Regions from separate parts of the Homo sapiens genome. Here region 2 is linked to region 1. Evidence: read pairs that join two places in POLR2A ChIA-PET (ENCODE). Cell type or tissue: MCF 10A. All regions are shown on one strand. Each heading gives the region's core, and the rest is flanking DNA. Links, peaks and the distances in the headings are about the cores only. Region 1 overlaps UQCC1 (ubiquinol-cytochrome c reductase complex assembly factor 1). Region 2 overlaps UQCC1 (ubiquinol-cytochrome c reductase complex assembly factor 1).

The links. Peaks named below come from ENCODE experiments on the same cell type or tissue, not always from the same donor. Only the 100,000 strongest peaks of a DNase experiment are listed, where the experiment ranks them.
Region 2: POLR2A ChIA-PET joins it to region 1 with 5 read pairs; 8 of 35 experiments call an interaction of 5 or more read pairs at or near these places.

The regions. Positions count from the first base shown.
Region 1 is chr20:35,382,830-35,390,447 of GRCh38, reverse strand. It overlaps UQCC1 (ubiquinol-cytochrome c reductase complex assembly factor 1), which reads left to right. Exons shown (of 10, transcript NM_018244.5): 3 at 6,315-6,410. Among named protein-coding and RNA genes, the nearest start is that of UQCC1, 25 kb to the left of the region's middle. In MCF 10A, for the core only: no CTCF peak of the experiment used is centred there; a DNase peak (open chromatin) is centred at 2,907.
Region 2 is chr20:35,333,658-35,341,275 of GRCh38, reverse strand. The region is part of intron 7 of UQCC1 (ubiquinol-cytochrome c reductase complex assembly factor 1); the gene reads left to right. Among named protein-coding and RNA genes, the nearest start is that of FAM83C, 45 kb to the right of the region's middle. In MCF 10A, for the core only: no CTCF peak of the experiment used is centred there; no DNase peak of the experiment used is centred there.

The DNA of each region.
Region 1 (7,618 bases), core at 1,016-6,015:
TTTCTATGATTTTTTTTTTTTTTTTTGAGACGGAGTTTCACTCTGTCGCCCAGGCTGGAATGCAGTGGTGCAATCTCAGCTCACTGCAACCTCCGCCTCCCAGGTTCAAGCATTTCTGCCTCAGCCTCCTGAGTAGCTGGGATTACAGGTGCTCACCACCACGCCTGGCTAATTTTTGTATTTTTAGTAGAGACGGGGTTTCACTGTGTTGGCCAGGCTGGTCTCAAACTCCTGACCTCGAGTGATCTGCCCGCCTCAGCCTCCCAAAGCACTGGGATTACAGGCATGAGCCATCACCCTGGCCTTGTTTCTGTGATTTTGACTACTTTAGGATACTTCATGTGAGTGGACTCATACAGTTTTTGTTCTTTTATAACTGGCACATGCTTATTTCACTTAGCATAATGTCCTCAAGGTTCATCTATGTTGTAGCACATGACAGGATTTCCTTCTTTTTTTAAGGCTGCGTACTCTTCTATTGTATATTTTCTTTATCCATTTGGATCAATGGACATTTGGGTTCCTTCTGTCTCTTGCACACATTATTGTGAATAATGCTGCAGTGAATGTCAGTGTACAAATATCTTAGAGATCCTGCTTTGAATTCTTTTGGATATATACCCAGAATTAGGATTGATGGATTATATGATAATTGCATTGATGGTTCTTCACTGCAGTGATCATTATTGTGGTGTTTGTCTAATGATTTTTTATTTCCATCATTCCTACATTTATTAACTGGAACTCTGTTGTAAGAAAGAGCTGTCACTTCTTCCCCATTTATTTATTTATTCAATTATTTATTTATACCAGTATGAGCTCATGGATATTTATTTTCTTCTGAGTTATAATTCATTTTCTTTTCTTTTCTTTTCTTTTTTTTTTGAGACGGAGTCTCACTCTCTCACTCAGGCTGGAGTGCAGTGGCGAGATCTTGGCTCACTGCAACCTCCGCCTCCCGGGTTCAAGTGATTCTCCTGCCTCAGCCTCCTGAATAGCTTGATTACAGGTGCGAGCTCACCACGCCCAGCTAATTTTTGTATTTTTAGTAGAGATGGGGTTTCACCGTGTTGGCCAGGATGGCCTTCATCTCCTGACCTTGTGATCTATGCGCCTCGGTCTCCCAAAGAGAGGTGCAAATTATAAGCACCCGGCTTATAATTCATTTTCCAATTAGTTATTTTGTTGATTAGATTGTCCCAGCTTGGGCTATTGGGAACGCCTTTCTACATGCCCCCCATCATTTTTTGAATACTCTCTTAATTGCTGGCACCACAAGATGTTTCAGGTTCATGCTGTATTTTCTTTGCCCTGGCCCTAGATTCAAACATTACTCCAAGGAGTCCTGATTTTATTTTTTTATTTTTTTTATTTTTTATTTTTAGATGGAGTCTCACTCTGTTGCCCAGGTGGGAGTGCAGTGGTGCGATCTTGGCTCACTGCAACCTCCACCTCCCAGGTTCAAGTGACTGTCCTGCCTCAGCCTCCCGAGTAGCTGGGGACTACAGGCGCACACACCACGCCCAGCTAATTTTTATATTTTTTAGTAGAGAAGGGGTTTCACCATGTTGGCCAGGTTAGCCTTGAACTCCTGACCTCAGGTGATCCTCCCGCCTCAGCCTCCCAAAGTATTGGGATTACAGGCATGAGCCACCGCACCCAGCCCCGATTCCTTCTATTGGAGAGCAGTATTTAGAAATCAAGATCTGGGTATTAAGTGTGCATGAGCCTGTGTTGTTGAACTCTACTCAGACTTTTGAAGGCAGCTTGATATAGCGGACAGAACATAGCTTTGAGTATATATCCTAGTCTTTAATGAACTTTACTTCTTTGAGCCTTTGTGTTCTAATTTCTAAAACAGGAAAAAATAGTCCGGGCACAGTGGCTCATGCCTGTAATCTCAGCACTTCTGGAGGCCAAGGTGGGAGGATTGTTTGAGGCCAGGAATTTGAGACCAGCCTGAGTAACATAGCAAGACCCTATCTCTACAAAAAATCCGGAATAGCTGGATCTCTGTGTTCCCAGGTACTCAGGAGGCTGAGGCAGGAGGATCCCTTGAGTCTGGGGGGGTCAAAGTTGCAGTGACCCATGACCACACCACTGTACTCCAGCCTGGGTGACAGAGCAAGACCCTGTCTCAAAAAAAAAGAAAAAAAGAAATAGAAGGGGCAGGTGTGGTGGCTCATGCCTGTAATACCAGCACTTTGGGAGGCTAAGGTGGGCTGATCACTTGAGGTCAGGAGTTTGAGACCAGGGTGGCCAATGTGGTCAAACCCTGTCTCTACTAAAAAAATAAAAAAATTAGCTGGCGTGGTGGCACACGTCTGTAATCCCAGCTATTTGGGAGGCTGAGGCAGGAGAGTTGCTTGAACCCAGGAGGTGGAGGTTGTAGTGAGCCGAGATCATGCCACCGCATTCCAGCCTGGGCACAGCGAGACTCCGTCTCAAAAAAAAAAAAAATAGGAAAATATACTTTATAAGATTGTTGTGAGATAACATAAGTAAAACACCAAGCATGTAGGTAGGTACTAGACATACAGGAGATCTTCAGTAAGTTGCAATTGCTATTTTTGTTGCTATTTATGTTCCTGTTGCTTGGGAAAGTTTTCTCCTCACTGTATGAAATGAAACTTAAAAAAAAAAAAAAAAGTTGTCCTAAAATTACCTTTACCAAATTGCAACCTCTCCCTTTGTCTTAGTTTCCTCATCTGTGAAGTGAAAAGGTTGGACCAGAATATCTCTGAGATTTCTTCCAGCTCAAGTGTTGTTATTCTGAGTTACTCTTTAGTTCTTCAGTTGCCTTTTCTCCAAGCTAAACAGCCTAAATTCCTTTTGACCTTTCCACTAGGACCTTTTATTCATCCCTTTGATCATTCCTGTGGTTCTTTTTTTGGACGTTCTCCAAAGTTGTCCTCTTTGAAAAAAAAAAAAAATCCACCTAGTTTTTATTGAGTAATGACTTCATGCCCAGAATGGTGTTGAGTATTGGGACAGAAAATGACAGACATATAAGATGGGCTGTGCCCTGGAGCTTATAGTTGCTAAAAGGAGCAGACACACACGCCCATGGTATTCAAGAATCGCTTGAGTTTGTCCCAGCACCCCCTTTCTACTTCTCTGCCTCTGTCATTCTTGTTTTTTTATTTTTTATTTTTATTTTTTGAGACAGAGCCTTGCTCTGTCACCCAGGCTGGAGTGCAGTGGCATGATCTTGGCTCACTGTAACCTCCGCCTTCTGGGTTCAAACGATTCTCCTGCCTCAGCCTCCTGAGTAGCTGGGATTACAGGCACACACCACCATGCCTGGCTAATTTTTGTTTTTTTTTGGAGGGGGGTAGAGATGGTGGTTTGCCATGTTGCCCAGGCTGGTCTCTAACTCCTGGACTCAGGCAACCCTCCCGCCTCGGCCTCCCAAAGTGTTGGGATTACAGGCGTCAGCCACCACGCCCAGCCTATTGATATTTTCTAATCTAAGCAAAGGAAAAATTGAGGTCTTTAAGGGTCGAGTGAATTTTTTGCGGGAAGTGCAAGGACAAGAGTGGGTAGTACAAAAAAGTAAATGTGTGTGTTTATAAGTGTGTAGGTGTGGAGAAACTAGATGTCCTTGATACTAGATACATAGGTACTTTAGTAGTTCAATATAGTGTGAAATGTTAGCTAATGGTAGGATAGAAATACAGTAGATGGTAGGACAGCCACAGAAGGAATCTACTGGTTACTCCTAGAGCTGTGAGGAAAAAGAAGGATCTAATAGAACCTAATAGAAGAGGACCCAGCCCAAAGCACAGCTTGTGGAAACTGCTGTTGGCTGTGTTCTTTGAACCAGTTTAAGTGCTTTGTGTTTTAGGTGGACCATTGCATTGATGTATGTGATGTAATGGGGAGGTGTTCTGTGTTTAGTCTGTGTTTTACAAAGCCTGCTTGATACTTATGAATTAAAGCCTAAGTGTCCTTGGGACTGACCAGAAGAATCCTGACTAATTTTTTAATATCCTCGTTTGGAAAGAAAAGTAAATAGTAACATTCCACAATTAGAAATTCTATTTTTTCTTCGTTAGGGTTAAAGAAAAAAAATCATTTTCATTCCATGTGTTCCATTTCTTCTTGGAATAAACCAGAATTGAAGAGTCAGCCCTCTTCCTGCTCCCTCTCACCCTTTTTTATTGTAAAGGTAATATAGCATTAGTGAGAGTTTGGAAACTAGATTTTTTTTTTTTTGCCAGAATTATTTTGGCTATAGATTCTTAAATTTATCCATAATTCTAACTTAACAAAATAACTCTTTGGTTTCTTGTGTGTTCTTTCTAAACTTGCCCATATGCAGTCTACGCAGTCATGTTTTACCTATAATTTTATACATATTATAAGCATTTAACATTTTTCATGTTGTTAACAATAATAATAATCTCTGAGTAAACCGTGCAGTCTGAGTGATGATGATGTGTCAGTGTAGGTTTGTTCTTTGTATCAAATGCACCACTCTGGTATGGGATGTTGATGGCGGGGGAGGCTGTGCATGTGGGGGAAGGGGTATGTGGGAACTCTGCCCTTTCCAGGAAGTTTTGCTATGAGCCTAAAACTGCTGTTAAAAAAAAAAAAAAAAGTCTATTTAAAAAAAAAAAAATCCCAGCCAGGCACCCAGGCTCATGCCTGTAGTCCCATTTTGGGAGTTCAAGGCATTTTGGGAGTTCAAGGCAGGAAGATCACTCACTTGAGCCCAGGAGTTTGAGGCCAGCCTGGGCAACATATGGAGACACTGTCTCTACAAAAATACAAAAATCAGCAGGGTGTGATGACAGATGCCTGTAGTCCCAGCAACTCAGGAGGCTGAGGCAGGAGAATTGCTTGAGCCGGGGAGGTGGAGGTTGCAGTCAGCTGAGATTGCACCACTGCACTCCAGCCTGGGCCATAGAGCCAGACCTTGTCTCAAAAAACAAAAACAAAACAACAACAACAAAAACAAAACAAAAAACCCTCAATGGATACCTGATTTTCCACTGAGTGACTGAACTTTCATTAACCATCTCCTTAATGGACTTTCCTCCCAGTTTTCATTCTGTATAGTATCTGGCACATAATAACGGCTATTTTATTGCCAAATTGTTTTTAAATGCAATGTGAACATGAAAAAGGTGGCGATTGTGATCCAAACAATAATGCTGGTGATGATAGTGATGATGGAAACTTCTGCTATTTATTGAGTGCCTATTTTGTGAAAGGCACTTTATATATCTTACCTTCTTTCATCCTTACTGCAACTGAGGTTCAGTAAGTTTTCCATGGCCACTGAGCTTGTCGTAGGCGACAGAAGCAGGTTTTAAACCTAAAAGTGGCTGGTGTCTTTATTTTTTTCCCCATATACGGCACTGCTGCCCATATTTAAATAGATAGATACTACAGTTCTGTTTCCTAGAATTGACTTAGATGTAGTTCCAGGTTTCCAGGGCTGAATTCTTTTTTTTTTTTTTTTTTTTTTTTTTTGAGACCGATTCTTGCTGTGTTGCCCAGGCTGGAGTGCAGTGGCATGATATTGGTTCACTGCAACCTTTGCCTCCTCAGTTCAAGCTATTCTCCTGCCTCAGCCTCCTGAGTAACTGGGATTACAGGCATGTGCCACCACACCTGGCTAATTTTTTGTATTTTTAGTAGAGATGGGGTTTCACCATATTGGCCAGGCTCTCAAACTCCTGACCTCAAGTGATCCATCCACCTCGGCCTCCCAAAGTGCTGGGATTACAGGTGTGAGCCACGCCACCTGGCCTTTGAATTCACTCTCTCTCTCTCTTTTTTTTTTTTTTTACAGACAGGGTCTTGCTCTTGCTGAGTCGCCCAGGTTGAAGTGCAGTGGTGTGATGATAGCTCCCTGCAGCCTCGATCTTCTGGGCTCAAGTGATCCTCCCACCTCAGCCTCCCAAGCAGCTTAAGACTATAGGCATGCACCACCACACCCAGCCAATTAAAAAAAAATTTGTAGAAATAGAGTCTTGCTATGTTCCCCAGGCTGAGTCTTAAACTCTGGCCTCAAGCAATCCTCTCACCTTGACCTCCCAAAGTGTTGGAATTACAGGTGTGAGCTATTGTGCCTGGCCCAAATTCTTTTATTTCTTCAGGTATTCAACAGATATTTCTTGGGCATCTACCATGTACTAGACACCCTTCTAGGTGCTGATCTTGGGTCTTCCTGGTGAGCTGATCACGGGGAAGTGGGCTAAGTAAGGTTGGAAAGATCCTATAGTCTTTACTTTGAAACAGCTCTGTTCAGATTAACCCTGTAAGTGCTCAGTGTTGCATAGATCTGTGTTTTTATTCTTCAGTGGCCCCAGATGAGCCAGTCCCGAGCATGTGGTGGATCAGAACAGATTCCTGGAATAGACATACAGCTGAATAGGAAGTATCACACCACACGTAAGGTGAGAATTATCAGTGCATTCTGTGTTTATAGAGTGCTTTCACACAGGTGTTCTTTGGATCTCAACAAAATTGTTAGCTAGGTGAGTTTTAGCGAATGCAGAAGGTGAGGCTCAGGGGGTAAAGTGACTTGCCCAAGGTCACAAGGATGGTAAGTAAGTGGCAGACAAAATGAATTTTTTTTTTTCAGGGACAAGGTCTTGCTCTGTCACCCAGGCTAGAGTAGAGTGGTGCCTTCATAGCTGACTGTAGTCTCGAACTCCCAAGCTCGAGCTATCCTCCTGCCTCAGCCTTCTGAATAGCTGAGACTTACAGTCATGCACCACTGTGTACTGCCAATTTTTAAATTTTTGTAGAGACCAGGGTCTCGTTTTGTTACCTAGGTTGGTCTCAAACTCCTGGCTTCAAGCGATCCTCCTGCCTCAGCCTCCCTAAGTGCTGGGATTGTTTTTAAAATTTTTTTTAACAGATGAGGTCTTGCTCTGTTACCCTGGTGGAGTGCAGTGGCATGATCATGGCTCACTACTGCCTTGAACTCCTGGGCTTAGGTGATCCTCCCACCTCGGCCTCCCAAAGTACTGGGATTACTGAGATTATAGGTGTGAGCCACCATGCCAGCCTGAATATTTGGACCTAAGCCTTCTGAGGCTATGTCCTATGTTTCTTCCATTGTTGTGTCTGGAAAACACTTAAGAGGAAAACATATGAATTTTTTACATGTTAAAAATAAAGTGATATTTAACTTTTGGATAATTTTTTATTGGTTAGATAGCTTGCCTTTGCTTGGAGAGGGTTAACATTAGAACAGACTTTCCTTGGAGGTTATTTGCAAACTACAAGACTCTGTAGTCATTAATAAAATTTGTGATACCTTTACTAAAAAATGCAAGAGTTTAAAAACATTCAGTGCTTGATTGCAGTTTTGAATGACTTTTGACTGCTTTCAGGCAGTATTTTTTTTTCCTTTTCCTATTACATCAATAAGCATAGAATGTTTTACTTCTCAGAATTGTTCTTGGGAGATGGGGGTCAAGATTTCCTTTTAAAAGTCTTCTTTTTGATAGAACTTTTATTCTAATACCCCACATCTGTCATCTGCTAGATATGGGTTAATAGACATACAGTCAATGAGGTAGGCATGTCTTGCTCTGAAATTTGGAGGGCATCTATTAGGTACAGTTCCAAATGTGTTTTCACTGAATGATAAGAT
Region 2 (7,618 bases), core at 1,656-6,655, 50 kb after region 1:
GGGTATATTATGTTTATTTTCTTTCTTTCTTTCTTTCTTTTTTTTTTTTTTTTTTTTGACGGAGTCTCTCTCTGTCACCCAGACTGGAGTACAGTGGCGCGACCTTGGCTCACTGCAACCTCTGCCTCCTGGGTTCCAGCGATTCTTCTGCCTCAGCCTCCTGAGTAGCTGGGATTACAGGCGTGCACCATACCCGGCTAATGTTTGTAATTTTAGACAGGGTTTCACCATGTTAGCCCGACTGGTCTCGAACTCCTGACCTCAGGTGATCCGCCCTTCTCGGCCTTCCAAAGTGCTGGGATTACAGGCATGAGCCACCACCACCCCCGGCTGGTATTTTATCTTTCTAAACTAACAAAGGCATTACATTTTAGGAGGCTTTAGTTTTTCTGAAAATTTCCTTTCAGGCCTCTGTAATCACCACCTGTCACCAAATCGCCTCTCTTTCCCTACAAAAATTTTCAGACCTCTTCTATTTTACGATATAAAAATTTTACTGTTTTGCATCTCTAGGTCAGAATTAAAACTCACTGCCAAAGGTATTGTTTTTAAAGACAAGGAGCACATTAAAAGGTATAGTTAGCCTGGACAATGTAGGGAGACCCCATCTTTACAAAAATAAAATTAGCCGGTTATGGTGGCACATGCCTGTGGTCTCAGCTCTGTGGGAGGCTGAGGTGGGAGGATCACTTGGGCCAGGGAGTTTGATGTTGCAGTGAGCTGTGATCACAGTGTTACACTCCAGCTTGGGTGGGGGGAAAAAAGTGTGAGTGTAACTAAAGGACAGTCCCTTGGGCTTGAGGCCATGAAAATAAGAATACATGTTCTCAGATACCAGTTGTTCTTTTGAAAGTTTCTAAAATGGCCTGAGCTGTTGGAGTGGATAGTCAGTTATTAGGGGAGAGAAGGCTAAATTCTAAGAAGTCAGAGTAATTCCATTTTGGGATTGGCTTACGAATTTAAGCAGGGTCCTACTGAACATGTACGTCTGGTAGATACATGCCTTTCTTTACACATGTTTCCTACCCCTAGGCCTTAAGAGGTAGCAAGAGTTCGAGGAGTAGGTGCCTCAGGCAGTTTTACAACTGGTCAGATGCATAGGTGCATACAGTCAGGGTGCCAGTCCTGTCCTGAGTGGCACATCGGACTCTGCGTTACTGCAGCACTACACCAACTTCAGAGATAGAACTTACCATGATGTGCTGTAATTATTGGTTTATATAGATCCCTCCTATTAGAGTGGGTAAGGATGCATATAGAACCCTTGTAGTTACATAGGAGAACGTGCTTGTTCTTAGCAGATACATATTGAAGTATTTAGGGGTAAAATGTTTTGATATCTGGAACTTCAAATGGTTCAGCAAAAGAAAAGGATGTGTAGATGTATGGATAGAGATAAACAAATGTTGCAAAAAAAAATTGTGCATCTAAGATTGTGCAAAATGCTGAATCTTTTGCAACATTTGCTTTATCTCTACCCATACATATACACACCCTTTTCTTTTGCTGAACCATTTGAAGTTGCAGATCTCAAAACAACTTATATGAGTTTTTGTTGTATTACTCTTACATCCTTTAAAAATTCTTTGAAATTCTTCAAAGCAAAAAATTGGAGAGAAAAGAAGTATTCATGTTCTGGCTCCAGCCCATTCTTCTAGTTTAATCTGCAACAAATCATACCCCTTCCCTCCAAAAAAGTTCAAGTGCATGCACACAAATACATATTCTTCTCATGCCAGACTTTCACTGGTGCCGTAAGTGTGCTGTGTTCTTTTATGCCTCTAGGCTTTTGTTTATGCTATTCCGTCTGATCTGGTCTTCTCCCCTGTCTGCTCATGGCACTATAAGACACAAGCTGGATAACACCTCCTCCAAGAAGCTTTTTCCAGTATTCACCAATAATGTTCATATATCTGGCCACTCCCTTCTCTGAACTTACCATGGTGTGCTCATGGTTTATGTAGGTCACTCCTGTTAGATGGGATAAGGATTCTTGGATTTCTGGTGTCTTAAACCACATGCCTACCGTAGTCACTACTCAAATATGTGTTGGATGAACATAAATACTTGCTTCTTTTGTTAGCATCTGGCTAGCCCTGTATTCCAAATACTGACTGAAGAATGATCTTCTCTGATTACACTTGGATTCAATTTCTCTAACTACCCTCCCCCTTTGAAAAAGGTCCGGTTTTTCTCTGCCCTGCCTCATGGGTTCCCTGGCTCTCATTTAAGCCTGGTTATACACTTAATCTGCTTTATAGGATGGATGAACCTTGGAATGTCAGACTGGGTACCTCAGAGGTTCTCTATTCAGCGGTTCTGAGTCTGTGAAGAGGCTCAGGTATATGCATTTTGAAAAATCTCTCCATATATATATATATATTTTTTTTTTTTTTTTTTTTTTTTTTTTTTTTTTTTTCTTTTGAGACGGAGTCTTGCTTTCTCGCCCGGTCTGGAGTTCAGTGTTGTGTGGTGTGGTCTCAGCTCACTGCAACCTCCACCTCCCGGGTTCAAGCGATTCTTCTGCTTCAGCCTCCCAAGTAGCTGGGACTACAGGCTCATGCCACCATGCCAGGCTGATTTTTTACATTTAGTAGAGACGGGGTTTCAGCATGTTGGCCAGGTGGGTCTCAAACTCCTGACCTTAAGTGATCCACCCGCTCGGCCTCCCAAAGTGCTGGGATTACAGGCATGAGCCCCCGTGCCCGGCCCCAAAAGATTTCTAATACATATTTCTGGTTAAGGTTCTACCCTCTCATTTCTGTGGTGAGGAAATGGATGCCCAGAAAAGTTCATTGATTTGGCCAAGGTCATACAGCTAGAGAATAGCAGAATGAGGACCAAGGCCAGATTACACCAATTTCCAGTCCAGTGTCCTCTTTACTATACCATGGTACCTTCCAATTGAAAGAAAGAAACCTTTTCTCCTGTCTTATTACCAAGGACTGCCAAAGACCAAGAGGACAGCTTTTCTTGAATCTAAAGGCATTCCATTTATTTCTTCAGTGCACTCCCAAGCCTGAGGCCTCTTTTACTCAATTTCTAATCCAATACGGCAGAGACTTCCTACTCAACAGGACTAATAGAGATTAAGGGGGAAAAAAAAGACATGAGAATGCTGACAATGTTCTGAATTTGTTTCTTTTTCCATCGTTTAGAGTCTGAGTGTCTCTACATCATCTGAATTTGCCTTAGTTGATTTTACAATTATTTTTCAGAGACTCCTTGGTTGTGTGTTTTTTTTAAGGGTAGAGGAACACCGAGACTGAACACCGTGCTTGAAGGGGCCGGGCCAGGAGACTAACAAAGGCGGTATTATACTGTGTGCGGCAAAGCCAATAAATGAATTCAGGAGACACCTAGATGTGTTTCTAGAGGAGACCGTGACGGGGAGGGGTCTGGTGAAAAGGCAGAAAGGTGGGATTAAGATAAATTAAAATGGGGCCAACATGTTAGATAAGGGGACAGTCTCTTCCTGTTTCCACCATTGCTTTAGATTTCTCAATCTGCTGAGTTCAGAAGTTAAAACTAGTCTTTACCATGTACTTCATACTCAGCCTCCAAGGCCTCCCACTCTTACTTAGGAAAGAACTTAGTTTTAAGGCTATTTCAGCATGGTACAGCAGTGTTTATTACTTGAGTGCTGCATCTGTTGGATGTTACTGGGGAATCTTAGACTGTTTAAACTGGAAAGGAACCCTGAAATAATCTGATCCAGAGATCTAAAAGTGTGGTCCCCAGACCAGCAGCCTCAGCATCGCTTGGGAACTCGTTAGGGATGCTAGCTCAGGCCAGATGTGGTGGCTTAAGCCTGTAATCCTAGCACTTTGGGAGGCCGAGGCGAGTGGATCATGAGGTCAGGGGTTTGAGACCAGCCTGGCCAACATGGTGAAACCCCATCTCTACTAAAAATACAAAAATTAGCCTGGTGTGATGGCATGCACCTGTAGTCCCAGCTACTTGGGAGGCTGAGGCAGGAGAATCACTTGAACCTGGGAGGTGGAGGTTGCAGTGAGCCTAGACTGTGCATTTGCACTCTAGCCTGGGCGACAGAGCAAGACTCTGTCTCAAAAAAAAAAAAAAAGAATGCTAGCTCTAGGGCATACCCTTGATCTTCTGAAAACTGGGGTGGGACCCAACAGTCTGTCTTTTCACCAGCTCTCTAGTTTGAGAACCACTGCTCCTAAACTAATTATATCATTTAGATGATTGGGAAATTGGCTCTGGAAGAGCTGCGTACAAATTAGAAACACTGAAGAGTAGAACTCGGGTGTCTTTGTTGCCACTGTTACTGTTCTCCTCGCTAAGAGGAGCAGGGTCTAGGCATGGGCTAACGACATGTGAAACTTGAGGATTTCAGCATAATTCAGAAGCAGAGTTCCCCAATAGTAATAGCTAACATTTATTGAGCACTTTCTTTTTTTCATGCACTTTACAAGCACCATTTGAATTTTATAACATTTTGCAACAGTCTTACCTGTGAGATTAGTAACATTTCTAGCCTCATTTTACAGATGAGGAAACTAAGGCTCAGAGATAGTTTCCCATAGCAGTTACAGCAGATTACCACAAACTTGGTGGTTTAAAACAACAAAAATTTATTCTCTTACAGTACCGGAGGCCAGAAATCAGTTTCATGGGGCTGAAATTAAGGTGTCGGCAGGGCTGTGCTTCTTCTGGAGGTTCTAGGGGAGACTCTTGCCCCTTCCAGCTCTTGGTGGCTGCTGATGTTCCTTGACTTGTGGCTGCATCACTGCAATTTCTGCCTCTGTAGTCATGTTGCCTTTTCTTCTATCTGAGCCTAAGTTCCTTCCGCCTCTCTCTTAAAAGGAAGGATATGTGTGATGGCATTTAGGGCTCAACTGGGTAATCCAGGATTCCCTCCCCATCTCAAGTGTCTTAATTTGATCACAGCTGCAAAATCCTTTTTTGCCATATAAGGTAACACGCACAGGTTCCAGGAACTGGGACATGGATATCTTTTAGGAGACCAAATTCAGCCTACCTACCACTGTTAGGCAATTTAATTAGACTTACACAGTAAATATGGGAGCCTGGATTGGAACCCAAACCTTCTGGACTCTAGAGCCTGTGCTTTTAATTACTACTCTGTACGAAACTAAAAACTATGGCTCTAGCATTGGCATTAAGATTTTTAACCCAAGTGTTGTTTCTTTCTTCCTCTAACTTCCACAGTATCCACTTGTATTGTAGCATTGAACCTTTCAGTCCATAAGCATCTTAGGTTTTTGTTTTTGTGGGTTTTTTTGTAGAGATGGGTTCTCTCCGTGCTGCCCACACTGATCTTGGACTTCTGTGCTCAAGTGATCCTCCCACCTTGGCATCCCAAAGTGCTGGGCATAAGCCACCACGCCTAGCCAGGCATCTTATATGTTGGTCCTAGCTTCTCCAGTTAGTTAGCTTCTAGAGGGCAGATATTCCATTTTTCTGTTTTTAAAAATAGAGATATAATTTATATCCCATAACATGTAAATTTGCTTTTTAGTAAATTTGCAGCATTATGTACCCATCACCACTATTCCAGAATATTTTAATTACCTCAGATAGAAATCCTGTGCCCATTAGCAGTCACACCCGTTCCCCTTACCCCTAGCCCCTGGAAACCACTATTCTACATTCTGTTTCTATGGATTGACCTATTTGGGACATTTCATATAAATAGGATCATATAATATGCAGTATTTTATGTTTGGCTTCTTTCACTTAGCAGAATGTTTTCAAAGTTCAGTCATGTTGTGGCATATTTTCAGTACTTCATTCCTTCTTTTGTCTTTTTTCTTCTTTTTATTTATTTATTTTTTGCTCAACTCCCCCGACCGACATCATTCCTTTTTGGGATAGTCTGTTGTGTAGATATACCATGTTTTAAAAATCTATTAATCAGTTAATAGACATTTAGTCTTTCCACTTTCCACTTTTTAGCTTTTGTGAATAATGCTTCTGTGAACATTCATATATAAGTTTATGTCTGAACATAAGTTTTCAGCTTTCTTGAGGGGTATACCTAGGAGTGGAACTGCTGGGTCATATGGTGACACTATGTAAACTTTTTGAAGAATTCAGATATTGTGTCTTTTATCAAGTTGTTTGAATTCCTAGATGATTTCCATTGTTCATTTGTTTATAATGAAATTAGATATGTGTTAGTTATAATGAAATTAGTTATAATGAAATTAGATATGTTTATAATGAAATTAGATATGTGACCTTAATCATTACTTATTTTACCGACAATTTTAGACAGTAGTAAGAAGGGACAGTGTGGCATAATGGAACGAGTTCTGCCTGGCCTGGCCACTCTTCGGGTAAGCCTGAGTAAGTCAAATCACATCACCTCTCTGGGGAGGAGAGTTAGATGATTTCTACATTCTCTTCCAGACTTAACATTCTGCAACTCTGTGGAAGTCTGAAAAGCTAGCCTTGTGTTAAGTCCCAGAGCTTGTGTTCTGTTTTTTTAGCAGTTCATCACTCTCTGTCTGATTTCTGTTCCCAGACACAAACAAAGTTTTACCCATCTATCCATCCATTTTATTGTGGCCTGTTAGCTTCCAGGTACTGTGCTAAAAGCACTGGAGATACAAGGATGATTAAGACATTTTCCATGACTCCCTAGTCTAGTAGGAGAAGATAAACATAAACAGATAATTACAATATTAAGAAATTATAATGTTTTTAAATTGCTGAGAATGCCCAGAGTCTCGAGACAGGCTGGGAATAGATGACATTTGAGTTAAATCTTTTCAGATAAGTAGGTGTTTGCTAGACAAGAAGAGAATGCCAGGCAGAGGAACAGTGTGGATAAAGGCACCGAGTTGGTATGAGAAGACAAACAATGTTTGGCTTTGTTTGGTGACATTCTTACTTCTCCTGCAATGGTAAATGCAGATTCTCTTTATCCAGACTAGCTCCATTTTGAGATCCTTGTGTGTGTCTGATATTTACAGACTCATCCACACTTAAGGATCTGAGTAGTAACATGTTTTGTCTTAAGTACTGGTCACACACAGTACTTCTTCCTTCTTTGTTAAGGACACTTCAGACTCGGTTTCTGAGTAAGGGGGTTCACTGAGTAGTTGAGGGGTCATGGTCCAGATTTGGGTTTTCTCCATAGCACCAGCTCAGGTTGGGCTCTTGAAAATGCCTTCTTGTCGCTCTAAGGGTTTTGGTTACATAAAAGTATTAGGAATGTAAAATTTTACAATATGATCAGCACAGCACAAACTAAATTTCTAGCCTTTAACCTAGAAGCATATATGGAAGGCTTTGTGTTCTAAACTGCCCCCTTCCCAGCCCCCGGCCTTCAGGAGAGGTCATTGTACAGCTCTTTCCATGGTCACTGCTCTCTTCACTTTTACTGGAGGGCAAAACTAGGGCAGAGAAATAATTTTTATTCACTTCTGAAAGGTTACAGTAATAAAGAAACTCTTGTTAACATCAGAGAACGTTGCAGCCAAGAGTTTTCACAGTCTGGCATTGTTTATTTTACATGTAATTTGGAACCTTCTGCACTCTTAAAATATTGGCACAAAAATGTTTTAACTCTTGAAGTACTTCTCTGTACACCGCAGTAGTTTGGTGTCAGGGGGCAGCAGGACTC